Linked DNA regions of Homo sapiens: region 2 is linked to region 1. Evidence: chromatin contacts called from ENCODE Hi-C or POLR2A ChIA-PET data. All regions are on one chromosome and are shown on one strand. Each heading gives the region's core, a stretch centred on a gene start or an enhancer-like site at or near the end of the contact. The rest is flanking DNA. Distances are from core to core; before and after follow the strand shown.

Region 1 (6,861 bases), core at 3,945-6,444:
ATTATTTCTCTTAACCATGCTTCTGTTTTTGGAAAGAGGTTGACTATTTTTAGATAACTGTAAGTCCTACTACAGTGCTTCCATAATTATTTTATTGTCAATAATAAATTAAAATGGAAATCATAGGAAATTGAGAGTATTCTGAAAGCAAGGATATGGTTAAACATGGATTTTGAAAAGACGGTTCACTTTTATTCCTTCTGTGTACATGCTTCTGACACTTGCTTGGATATAAAGTTCCCTTCTTTTAAACACTGTTTATTCTATGGGACAGTTGATTACAGAACATTGGGACCTTCCCTGATTCAGGTTAGTGGTCCCAGGTGACCCAGGATAGCTGCTTCACTCTGGACATTTTCTCTTACATACATTTGAAATGTGACGGCTTTGCCAAATGAGACACATTATCTTTTTTAAAACTGAGAAACAGCTCGACATGGTGGCTCACGCCTGTAATCCCAGAGCATTTTGGGAGGTCGAGGTGGGCAGATCACCTAAGGTCAGGAGTTCAAGACCAGCCTGGCCAACATGCTGAAACCCCCTTTCTACTCAAAATTCAAAAATTAACTGGGCATGGTGACAGGCACCTGTAATCCCAGCTACTCGGGAGGCTGAGCAGGAGAATTGCTTGTACCCGGGAGGCAGAGGTTGCAGTGAGCTGAGATTGTGCTATAACACTCTAGCCTGAGCAACAGAGCACGACTCTGTCTGAAAAAAAGAAACAAACAAAAAAAAGTGTTATTTCTGAGAAATAACACTCAGAAAAAGAAAAGATTATTAAACTTTTGTTAGCAGAAGAAGTACATATTGCCTCTTCATGAAGGAATTTCAGTCTTTGTTCTCTGTGCTGACCTGATATTATTAATAAATTTTTTTGATAATAATTACCTAGCAGCACTTTAAATTCATTTCCCATTTTAGAGCTGAGGTATACACGCACACACACAGGCACACATACACAGTGTACAAATATATATATATATATTTGCTTGAGTGTTAATATATAGTCCAAAGCTTACTGTCCCCTATGTAGCAAACTAATGCTCACTAGTGGAAGTGAAATTTGGCAAGGGATCTTAATCATCAAGATGATATTCTCATTCATTTAAACTTTATATCTCTGCAAAATTTTGTGTTTCTAAAATGACCTTGAACTTGCAAATATATTAAAGGTGTTGTTTCCAAAGGGATACAGATGGAAATTATAATTTTCATGTCAGGGTCCACACTGGCCAAATATGTCCCAGAATTCCTAAGCTCAGTGTTGCACGTAGCATGACTGGACATGACTTTGAAAATGTTTCAATGTATGCCCCACTTTGAGACGCAAAGGCATGCATAAAATAAAATGATAAAGTATTAATTTAAAAAATCATCAACGTCTGAGAAAATAGAAAACAGAGCCTTTGGGGTTTGGCAGCATTGCCTCTGTAGCGACCCTGGGGGTGAGTTGAGAAAGTGGGCCCAAATAAGGAAGGCCTGTGGGCCCCGCAGCCCACCCGCCACAGCAGCGAGCATGTGAGGATATTGGACCTTCACCCAAGATTTCATTTAGGGGAATACAAGGGGTTTTAGTGCTAACACAATTTGAGAAACACTGCCCCAACAGATCTGCATTTACCTATTAGGCAAAACACTTGGAATACCAAATGTACCAGATCCGCTCATAGTAGTAAGTCAGAAGTCAGCTTCCTTCCCCTTTGTGTTAGGATACCACCATGCGTAATCATCCTGAAACAAAGGTGCGGGGGAGGATTTGGAAAACTTGTTCCTAAATAAGCTGTTTTCTAAGTTGAGCTCCCCTTCTCTAGAAAGTTTCCTTAGGAACATTATGCATATTGGAGACAAAGATAAAACCCTTTTTATTAAAGTAAAAAAAATGTTGATAGTTGTTGGTGATGTCCAAATAATATTTTCAAGTCATATTATAATGATGGGGTTTCCCCCAGTACTTTGGATTGAAATAAACGGGTTAGAATGGAGAACAGATGACAGGAGTCTTCTCTGAAATTTCTGAGAGGCCACACAATCTTAGGTTGAATAAAGAAGGAATAAGAATAGGAAATACGGGGCCGGGTGTGGTGGCTCATGCCTGTAATCCAAACACTTTGGGAGGTCGAGGCAGGTGGAACACCTGAAGTCAGGAGTTGAAGACCAGCCCAGCCAACATGGTGAAACCCCATCTCTACTAAAAATACAAAATTAGCCAGGTGTGGTGATGGGCTCCTGTAATCCCAGCTATTTGGGAGGCTGAGGCAGGAGAATTGCTTGAACCTGGGAGGTGGAGGTTGCAGTGAGCCGAGATCGCGCCACTGCACTCCAGCCTGGGCAACAGAGTGAGACTCCGTCTCCAAAAAAAAAAAAAGAAAAAAAAAGGAAATACGGAAAGATGATGATTTGTTTTAAATACATTTCCAACAGTATTTCTCTGTTTCCTTTTTTAGAAATCCTTTCTGTTCATAGGGCAGTTGGGGTAGAAATGGACACACTTAGCCAGCACGGCTTCTTCCGTGGAGGATGCACCATGTGTCCCTGCTGTGAGATGTAGACACCTGAGTTTGTGTGTTCAGATACTTTCGAAGAAGTTTTTTTGGTGAGACTTCTTTGGCAAAGAAAGCTGCATATAAAGTTGTTGATGCAGTGTCTGGAACATAGTAATGATCGATGCAGGAGGAAGATAAGGGGGAAGGTCCCTGGAGAGTCTCCCACCAGCCTGTGCACTGGGAGGAGGGGATGGAGCCTCAGGAAGTTCTCACCCTTTGCAGCTAGGAGCCTGGCCTCTCCTGTTCCTGGGTGGTGAGTTGGGATTCAATCTGTGAGATGGGGGCCTGTTCATAAAAACTCATCTTGCTTTGCTGAGAGTCTTTTTCCTTTTTGCCCAATAGATTCCATAACCCCTCACCCTTCAAAGGGTCTGTGTGCGTAACTTTTCCTGGTCATGTGACAAGAACCCAGTTTTTTCTACAATAGTAAGGAATCAGTGAGCATTAGTATTCTTTCTCTTTTTCTTCCTCTTCTCTTTGGCAGTATATTTTTCGCTTTCCAGCTGTAGCATCTGTTAGTGTAATATTCATATTTGCCCTCAAGTACTGCATTTTCCAGGTTTCTGCAGCTTGGACTTTTCTGTCTTGGTGGAGTGAAGCAGAGGTAGGTGGGGAGGGGAGATCAAGTGAACCCAGCCTGGCTCTCCTTTTATTTCCCTGGAGTTAGAAGCCACAAGTTGTCCTGAGGAGGCTTTGCTGTTCTTGTCACTCCTGACTTCAGCAGGAATCAAGGACAAAATAATTGAATGATAAAGGAAGATGGAAGCAGCTATAATCAGCTGTTCAGTTCCAGTAACAGGAAAAGTAGTCCTCAAACTTTAGAGGACATAAGAATGACCTAGGATGCCAGTTAAAATTCATTTTCCTGGGCTCCTCCCCAGAGATTCTGAGTCCAAACTTAGGTAATTCTTAGTTTTTAATGTTTTGGTTGATCACTAGTATAGCACAAAGATTAATATATTTTTAAGAGTTTTTACCACTCTTTGGTAAAGTTTGCTACCCTCAGGGAGCCCCAAAATTACGGCTTAGAATTCTTGGCTTAAAAAATGAGCCAAACCATCCCCATACCTATGTATGACTCTCGGGCAGTCATGTAACACGAACAAGCTTTGGCAGTGGTGTGAGACTTATTTGTAAATTGCCAGTGTCAACATAATTCTTTTCTCATTGGCATTGCCTAGTTAAGGAGTCAAGTCTCACTGTGGTTTGTTCTCTCTGTGGTTTCCGTAGGGTTGGGGAGAAGGCTACAGAAAAACGAACCCTTTCTAGTTTTGACTGTCTAGGGAGTAAAAAAAAAAAAGCCTGTCATCTTTCTGAATTAGGATATAAGACGCCTGCCCTGAAGGTGGCAAATCAGACTTCCACACGCATTGCCTTCATTTAGCCAATAGCCCGCTCTGAATGTGTATATTACGATGTGCAGTTTCATTCATCAAGGGGATTTCGGGCTCCAGCAGCACGCAGCCTCCAGTCTTGAGTGACTCCTGGGCTTTGGCTCAGCAGTAACTCCTCCATAAAAACAAGTGTGTGCATCTGGCTGTTAGAAGAATTCATGCTCATCCGGGTAAGGATAAACTGGAGAAATTATTCCTTTTTTTCCCTTTGGGTGGTTTTGAGGTTTTAGAAAAATTGATCCTCTCTTTGAGAAGAGTTCAGAACTATTTGTCTGAAGTTTTTCCATCCAAACTGCTTTATCGTATTATCCACTGTCTTACCCTTTTCCTGTGAAATCTACCCTCTTCAAAACATAGTTTCATTTTCAAATTTTAAAAGATAAGATTCCATTTTTCTTTCCGTGCATGAAACTTTAAAAATTAAATCACCACAGTTGCTACTGGCTTAGAAGTGGGGTCTTATATTTTTAGGAAGTATACTTTAAAAGTTAGGCAGAGGGGAAATCTATGTTTGCATTTGATTTATGAAACAGTGACTGTTACATTAAAGGGCGGATTTTCAGACATACTACTTGATCTGCTCTGACAAGCTATGAGCTCTCTCTCTCTGCCACTTTTCTCCCGAACTGTGTTCTAATGGTGGAATCAGCTCATCTTTTTTCCTTAGGCATGTGGTTTAGTCTGTGTACATTCAGCGCGGTGGCATTTTTCTTGAAGAAGTGACTAAGGCTTCTTGGATGAATTCTGTCTTTGAAAGAGGTAGTAGAATTGCATCAGAAAGGCATTTACAGTAAATGGCTACCCCCCCTTCCTGTAATGACCGCATGTGAAAGAATGCATTAATTCTTGTTTTGAGGAAATGAGAGTTGTAGAGTTCTATGAAAAACTCCCTTTTTTATCATTAGTTAGCCAGGTTTGAATGTTCACATTTTAAAAATCAGGCTCATTTTGTGCTATCTAAATAAAAGTCACAAAGATACAGCTTTCCACTCCATGTTCTATGTGGAGTAACCAATCATCCTGAACTCAAAAAGAGGAAATTATGTTGAATATGGCTACAGTTAATGGCATAAGCCTAAACTAAATTAATTTCTTCATAGTCTTTTTTTATATTAAGTTACTGTGCTTCCTAGCTATGTTGCTGATTTGTCCATCAGGATTTGATTCTCAGTGCGACGGACGATGAAGACTAAAAGGAAACTCCCATAGATGATCTGGTCAGGAGTTCTCATGGAAGCAGTACCGCCCCCTAGGTGACAGAGTGGAAATTTATGAGGGTATTCTGGTGGTACAATGAAGGATTTTTCTGGTTTTTTTTTGAGATGGAGTCTCACTCTGTTGCCCAGACTGGAATGCAGTGGTGTGATCTCAACTGACTGCAACCTCCGTATCCTGGGTTCAAGCAACTCTCCTGCTGCAGCCACGTGAGTAGCTGGGATTACAGGCCCAAGCCACCACACCCAGCTAATTTTTGTATTTTTGGTAGAGACGGGGCTTCCCCATGTTGGTCAGGCTGGTCTCAAACTCCTGACCTCAGGTGATCCGCCGGCCTCGGCCTCCCAAAGTGCTGGGATTACAGGCATGAGCCACCTCGCCCAGCCTAATGAAGGATATTTCATGAGTGAGAGCGAGAGAACTTAATGTCCCACAGTAGAAAAGAGATAAAGAATTGCCCTGTAGTACACATGACTTTCAGTTATCCTGTTGGACATTCGTGTAGGGAAAGATCAGTTTATAATTTTCTGAACCTAGACTTTATTTTTTCATAAAAATGCAAAATAATTTTTGCATACTTTTAATATACACAGAATAGATTCATTTTCATTCTCTGGTCCACCTATACTACTTCTTTCATTTTCCTGCACTTTTAATATGGAAAGCTTCTAATCTGACTTCTCTTAAATACAAGCTTCTTCTTTATAAGTAAGTTACAAGCATCTATTTGATTACATAGTTAATTGTACCTGAAAATTATTTATATAATGAAATGTGAAGTATTTTTTATTATAAATTGCTTCTTTTAGATTATCTTTTATGTACATTTAGGATATTCATGTTTTAAAGCTGCATGTACAGTAGTTAATATTATCAACAAATTTGATTTTAGAGTAGTAAATGGGACATGACAGAATTTTTTTGTCATATAAAGAGAGCTATGAGAATAATGGATAGGGTTTTGAACCAATGAACCAATCCGTGCCTCAGCGTTTAAGGAAGGAGGGTATGCAAATTACCCAGATAGGAGGGATGCTTATCTTCTTCATGAAGTTCCCCAGGGAAGATTTCACGTGTACCTCATTAATTTGTATTAGTATTTTGAAATCTTCATAGTAAGCTAGTTCTTCTGTATTAATATTTTCTAGGAGTCTTCATATGTCACTCTAAAAACATGACCGGGCCAGGTGCAGTGGCTCATGCCTGTAATCCGAGAACTTTGGGAGGCCGAGGCAGGTGGATCACTGAGGTCAGGAGTTCAAGACCAGCCTGGCCAACATGGTGAAACCCCGTTTCTACTAAAAATACAAAAATTAGCTGGGCATGGTGGCAGGTACCTGTAATCCCAGCTGCTCGGGAGGCTGAGGCGGGAGAATCACCTGAACCCGGGAGGCAGAGGTTGTAGTGAGCTGAGATCGTGCCATTGCACTACAGCCTAGGCGATAGAGCAAGACTCTGTCTCAAAACAAAACATGGCCAGGCACAGTGGCTCATGCCTGTAATCCCAGCATTTTGGGAGGCCATGGTGGGCGGATCACCTGAAGTCAGGAGTTCAAGACCAGCCTGGCCAACATAGTAAAACCTTGTCTCTACTAAAAATATAAAAATCAGCCGTGTGTGATGGCACACTCCTGTAATCCCAGCTACTCAGGAGGCTGAGGCAGGAGAATTGCATGAACCTGGGAGACAGAGGTTTCAGTGAGCCGAGA
Region 2 (6,736 bases), core at 259-2,758, 8.1 Mb before region 1:
TCAGGGAAAAGGATACATAGACATAATCCTTTTAAAAAAAGATTTTTTTAAAATTTTTTGAGATAGGGTCACCCAAGGCTGGAGTGCAGTGACCCGATCTCAGCTCACTGCAAACTCTGCCTCCCAGGTTCAAGCAATTCTACTGCCTCAGACTCCCAAGTAGCTGGGATTATAGGTGTGTGCCACCATGCTTGGCTAATTTTTTGTATTTTTAGTAGAGATGGGGTTTCGCGATGTTGGCCAGGCCGGTCTCGAACTCCTGAGCTCAAGCGATCTGCCGGCCTAGGCCTCCCAAAGTGCTGGGATTACAGGCCTGAGCCACTGCCTCACCTGGCCTATAATTGTTTTCATATGTTACATATCTAACATTTAAATACTTTGTTTCAATTTGTTGTAGGCAATATGCTTAGAAATTTTAGTTTTATGAAGTTTATTATGGTATATTTTTCCCTGGTTTGAAACAGCAAAACTGTTTTAAACTCGTTAATTGGGTTGTTAACCTCCACTTTTATAAGAATATATATAATATAGGGATTATTTGGTCTATCTAAATTTGGATGGACCCTCCAGAGAAGTCAATAAAGTTTATTTTTTTTAGTAGAGTGATAAAATCTTATTTCCTAACATTTATTGGCAGAGCCATATTTTTAATTTCATTTTATATCACTTTTGAATTTGGGAATTACAAACTTTTAATCTATTAATGTATAAAGTGTTGTAATAAGGACCTCTGGGAGAATTTTTTTTTTGTCCTCGGGTCCTAGAAAACATGTTTTTTTCCTCCCTACTTATGTTTTAAAAATATTCTCCTCTTAGCGAGTAATAAAACCTTGTCTTCCAAAACTTGCCACTTGTGAGTTTAAGAACTTTCTTTGTAGATTACCAGTTAATGGGGTCTGTTAACTAATTGATACCCATCTTGACATTACTATTCAGTTCACTAAACTGGTCTCTGTTTACAGGGGGACGATTTGCATTGTGCTGGGTGTATAAAATTTTGTCTGTGGTACTATTATTTATAGATAGGATTTATCCTGTCTATTCTGTAGTTCCTGTCTTTTCTTTTGCAATGTTTTTAGTGATACATTTTAGTTGACAACAGGGCTTGCTTCAATGTTGGATAATTGTTTTGGTGAATCGGTTTGGATATTTCTATTTGCTTTGCTGAAATATATGCCCACACATGGAGTTCTAATCCCACTTCTGATGCAAAAATAATCACTATTTATCGAACAAATAACTATGTGCCAACCACTATGATAAGCACTTTGGAGATGATATCCAGGTTAGTCTTTAGGATAGCTCCTAAGGTAGTATTTTAAGTCCCATCCTTATTGTAGGAAACTCGGGCATGGAGCCTTTCAGAAATCTACTGAAAGTAACATAACTAGAAGCTGGCAGGATTGGTATTTGAACCTAGATCTGCATGACTTCCTTTTTTTTTTCTTTAGAAATGAGATCTTGCTTTGTCACCCAGACTGAAGTGCAGTGGCACGGTCATAGCTCACTGCCACTTCGAATTCCTAGGCTCAGATGATCCTCCTCCCTCAGCCTCCTGAGTAGCTGGGACTACAGGTGGGCGCCACCATGTCCGGCTAACTTTTCTTTTCTTTTTTTTTTTTTTTTTTTTTGAGACAGAGTCTCACTCTGTCACCCAGGCTGGAGTGCAGTGGCGTGATCTCAGCTCGCTGCAACCTCCGCCTCCCCGGTTCAAGCGATTGTCCTGCCTCAGCCTCCCGAGTAGCTGGGATTACAAGCATGTGCCACCACACCCAGCTAATTTTTGTATTTTTTAGTAGAGATGGGATTTTGCCATTTTGCCTGGGCTGCTCTCAAACTCCTAGGCTTAAGCAATCTTCCCAGCCTCCCAAAGTGCAGGATTACAGGCATGAGCCACCGCTCCCGGCCTTGTTTGACTTTTTTTTTTTTTTTTTTTTTTTTTGTGACAGAGTCTCGCTCTGTTGCCAGGCTGGAGTGCAGTGGCGTGATCTCAGCTCGCTGCAACCTCCGCCTCCCCGGTTCAAGCGATTCTCCTGCCTCAGCCTCCCGCGTAGCTGGGACTACAGGCGCCTGCCACCACGCCTGGCTAATTTTTTTTCATTTTTGTATTTTAGTAGAGACGGGATTTCACTATGTTGCCCAGTCTGGTCTCCAACTCCTGAGCTCAGGCAATCCGCCCACCTCAGCCTCCCAAAGTGCTGGGATTACAGGCGTGAGCCACCGCGCCCGGCCTTGACTTCTTAACTAGCTACTTACATTGTCCAGTAACTATATGAAGTTATTAATTCAAAAATTTATTTTGCCTGCATGATTTCTGTTAACTGTTTCAAGCAGGCTGCCTAAGGGTCTTTACCTTGCTTTGCGGTTTTTGCCGATGTGGGTGTTTCCTCTGGGTTCTTTCCTGTTTGTATGTCTTTCCTTTTCGGTTAATTCACATTTTGGGTGGGGGTGGGTAGATGGGAAGAGGACTAGTTGACTGTTTCGCAAGTTGAATAGAATACTGAAAAACGCAAGCATCAGAGAATATTTATTCTGAACCCATAAAAGTTATAACTCACCTCCTGGGATAAATAAGTGTTCACATTTTTCAGTTTTGCTCCTCTTTTAAAATATACTAAACAATCATAACAGACCTAAGGTTATTTTTTTCTCATCCCCAGTCTCATTTCCCTTTCCTAAGAAGCAGCTTCAATCATGATTTTGGTGTGTATCTTGTCCTTCCATGATTTTATAATTTCCTCTTGTATATGTTTGCATCCATATACAAAATGTAGTATTTTATGTGTTTTAGAATTTTTATTCAATGCTGTGTTTTGGAGATCTATTCATATTGCTACACAAGGACCTAGTTTATTCATTTTAACAGTTGAAAAGTATTTCATCATAGGATTTATACCACAGTTCAGTTACCTATTCCCCCCAGTAATGGATATATAGTATATTTCCAGGTTTTTGTTATACCAAATCGTGCTGCCAAGAATTTACGTGCAAGTGTTTCCTGGTGCTCATGGTTAGAGCTTTTCCAGGGTAGATCATTAGGAAGTGGAATTGTTGGTTTGAATTGTTACATAGCTTCAACTTTTCCAGATTCTGACGAATTAGTATAAAGGTGGCTGTGCCAATTTATACTTATATGTCTGAGTGTCCCAGTTTCCTCATTTTCTGGCCAATTAATGCTTGGTGTTATCAGACTTTTTTGGCTTATGCCAGTCGGAAGGCTTTGAAATAGTCATTATTTGAATTCAAAAAAAATTTTTTTCCTGGGCTGGGTGCAGTGGCTCATGGGTGTACTCCCAGTGCTTTGGGAGGCCAAGATGAGAGGATTGAGGACAGGAGTTCAAGACTAGCCTGGACAACATAGTGAGACCCCATCAAAAAATAAAAAAAAAATAAAAAAATAAAAAAATAAAAAACAAGTAAAATAAATAAAAAATAAAAATAATTATATAAAAAATATTAGCTGGGCGTGGTGGTGCATGCCCATAGTCCTAGCAGTGCTGGAGGCTGAGGCAGAAGGATTGTTTGATCCCAGGAATTTTGAGGTTACAGTGAGCTATGTTCATGCCAGTGCACACCAGCCTGGGCAACAGAGTGTGGCTCTGTCTCCAAAAAAATTTTTTTACAACAAATTTTAAAGTTTTTGTATTAAAGTTTTTATTTTATATATATCATATATAAACACACACACACATATACATATACATATACATATACATATACATATATATATACTTTTTTTTTTTTTGAGACAGGATCTTGTTCTGTCACCACTCTGGAGTGTGGTGGTGCAAATATGGCTCACTGCAGCCTCCACCTCCTGGATTCAAACGATCCTCCCATGTCAGCCTCCCAGTAGCTGGGACCAGGCTAGTGCCACCATACCTGGCTAATTTGTGTGTGTGTGTGTGTGTGTGTGTGTGTGTGTGTGTGTGTGTATAGAGACAGTGTCTCACTATTTTGCCCAGGCTGGTCTCGAGTGCCTGGGCTCAAGCATTCCTCTTGCCTCAGCCTCCCAAACTGCTGGGATTACAGGCATGAGCCACTAAGCCCAGCTCAGCATGATTTATTACTGTTAAATATTTAGACATTTGTATCCAAGCCTCCATTTATAACCTTGCTCTGGGCCCCACCAATTTTAGAGAAGGTCTACTCTGATTCCCTGAAATGTCTTCATTGTTTTCTTTTGCATGAATGTACACAATTTATATATTGATCTTCTTATTATTAAAATTGAGACTGGCCTCAGTAGCTAATATCTGTAATCCCAGTACTTCAAGAGGCCGAGGTGGGAGAATCTCTTGAAGTCAGGGGTTCGAGACCAGCCCGGGCAACATAGCTCCTACAAAAACATTAAAAAATAAAATTAGTTGGACACAGTGGCACACACCTGTGGTCCCAGTTACTCAGGAGGCTGAGGCGGGAGGATCACTTGAGCCTGGGAGGACAAGGCTGCGGTCAGGTGCAGTTGCGCCACTGCCCTCCAGCCTGGGCAATAGAATGAGACCCTGCCTCTGAAAAAACAAAGTAAAATTGATATTGTTTTAAGTATTTGCTATTAAACCATTATGCTTTGAACATTTTGGTATATGCTTCTTTGTGTACATGTACATGAGTTTCCCTAGAGATCTAGTAGTGGAATTTTGATTTTTTTTTTTTTTTATTGATCATTCTTGGGTGTTTCTCACAGAGGGGGATTTAGCAGGGTCATAGGACAATAGTGGAGGGAAGGTCAGCAGATAAACAAGTGAACAAATGTCTCTGGTTTTCCTAGGCAGAGGACCCTGCGGCCTTCCGCAGTGTTTGTGTCCCTGGGTACTTGAGATTAGGGAGTGGTGATGACTCTTAACGAGTCTGCTGCCTTCAAGCATCTGTTTAACAAAGCACATCTTGCACCGCCCTTAATCCATTTAACCCTGAGTGGACACAGCACATGTTTCAGAGAGCACAGGGTTGGGGGTAAGGTCATAGATCAACAGCATCCCAAGGCAGAAGAATTTTTCTTAGTACAGAACAAAATGAAGTCTCCCATGTCTACTTTCTACACAGACACAGTAACAATCCGATTTCTCTATCATTTCCCCACCTTTCCCCCTTTTCTATTCCACAAAACCGCCATCGTCATCATGGCCCGTTCTCAATGAGCTGTTGGGTACACCTCCCAGACGGGGTGGTGGCCGGGCTGAGGCGCTCCTCACATCCCAGACGGGGCGGCAGGGCAGAGGCGCTCCCCGCATCTCAGACGATGGGCGGCCTGGCAGAGACGCTCCTCACTTCCTAGACGGGATGGCGGCCGGGAAGAGGCGCTCCTCACTTCCCAGACTGGGCAGCCGAGCAGAGGGGCTGCTCACATCCCAGACGATGGGCGGCCAGGCAGAGACGCTCCTCACTTCCCAGACGGGGTGGCGGCAGGGCAGAGGCTGCGATCTCGGCACTTTGGGAGGCCAAGGCAGGCGGCTGGGAGGTGGAGGTTGTAGCTAGCCGAGATCACACCACTGCACTCCAGCCTGGGCAAGATTGAGCACTGAGTGAGCAAGACCCCGTCTGCCATCCCGGCACCTCGGGAGGCCGAGGCTGGCGGATCACTCGCGGTTAGGAGCTGGAGACCAGCCCGGCCAACACAGCGAAACCCCGTCTCCACCAAAAAAATACGAAAACCAGTCAGGCGTGGCGGCACGCGCCTGCAATCGCAGGCACTCGGCAGGCTGAGGCAGGAGAATCAGGCAGGGAGGTTGCAGTGAGCCGAGATGGCAGCAGTACAGTCCAGCCTCGGCTCCGCATCAGAGGGAGACGGTGGAAAGAGAGGGAGAGGGAGACCGTGGAAAGAGAGGGAGAGGGAGACCGTGGAAAGAGAGGGAGAGGGAGACCGTGGAAAGAGAGGGAGAGGGAGACCGTGGAAAGAGAGGGAGAGTGGAATTTTGATTCTTAAAGTTTTATGTGATAATGCCAAATTGTTTTCCGAAGTGTGTTTGCCAAGTTATACTCCCACCAGAAGAATAAGAGCCTTCCCTTGCCTCACATAGTGGCCAAGTGGTATCGTCAGCTTTTAAAAATTTGTGCCAATACAAGGAATGTGAAATTGTATCACTGTGGTTTTTTTTGTTTGTTTTTGTTTTTGTTTTTGTTTTTTTTTGAGACAGAGCCTCGGTCTGTCGCCCAGGCTGGAGTGCAGTGGTGCAATCTCGGTTCAGTGCAGTCTCCGCCTCCTGGGTTCACGCCATTCTGCCTCAGCCTCCTGAGTAGCTGGGACTAGAGGTGCATGCCACCACCCCTGGCTAATTTTTTTTTTTTGTATTTTGGGTAGAGACAGGGTTTCACCATGTTCGCTAGGGTGGTCTCGATCTCCTGACCTCGTGATCTGCCCACCTTGGCCTCCCAAAGTGCTGGGATTACAGGCGTGAGCCACCGCGCCCAGCCCTCATTGTGGTTTTAATTCTTTATATATTCTGGATCTCTAGCCCTTTTAAGTCTTATTACTCATTTTTTTAAGTTTGTCTTACTTGGCATCTTAGTAGTTGCTTCTTATTCGCATTTTACTTTTTTGGTCATCATAGCACTCTATTTTTGTTTGTAACAGTTTTTGTTTGTTTGTTTTTTACCATTTTAAAAATGGCTAAAACTATTTTTATTTATTTTTTGAGATAAAGTATTTATTTTTTGTTTGTTTTTTACCATTTTAAAAATGGCTAAAACTATTTATTTTATTTATTTACTTTTTTGAGGTTTATTTATTTATTTA

The links. A loop is a pair of places that touch in the nucleus more often than their neighbours do. ChIA-PET counts read pairs that join two places held with the same protein, here RNA polymerase II (POLR2A). Pooled maps may share reads with other maps.
Region 2: a pooled map shows a loop between it and region 1 (5-fold over the local background). The contact joins two enhancer-like sites. A Hi-C loop is called at or near these places in 1 of 50 pooled maps. POLR2A ChIA-PET finds 5 or more read pairs at or near these places in 2 of 52 experiments (activated B cell and activated naive CD4-positive, alpha-beta T cell).

The regions. Positions count from the first base shown.
Region 1 is chr7:130,958,369-130,965,229 of GRCh38, reverse strand. All of the region lies in intron 5 of LINC-PINT (long intergenic non-protein coding RNA, p53 induced transcript), which reads left to right. Among named protein-coding and RNA genes, the nearest start is that of LINC00513, 48 kb to the right of the region's middle. RefSeq lists enhancers at 3,975-4,064, 4,618-4,707, 4,034-5,233. Within about 2 kb of position 5,194, at least 16 of the 41 ENCODE cell types and tissues checked have a DNase peak (open chromatin) inside an H3K27ac peak, as active enhancers do.
Region 2 is chr7:139,099,928-139,106,663 of GRCh38, reverse strand. All of the region lies in intron 1 of ZC3HAV1 (zinc finger CCCH-type containing, antiviral 1), which reads left to right. Among named protein-coding and RNA genes, the nearest start is that of ZC3HAV1, 6.4 kb to the left of the region's middle. RefSeq lists an enhancer at 4,318-4,889. Within about 2 kb of position 1,508, at least 6 of the 41 ENCODE cell types and tissues checked have a DNase peak (open chromatin) inside an H3K27ac peak, as active enhancers do.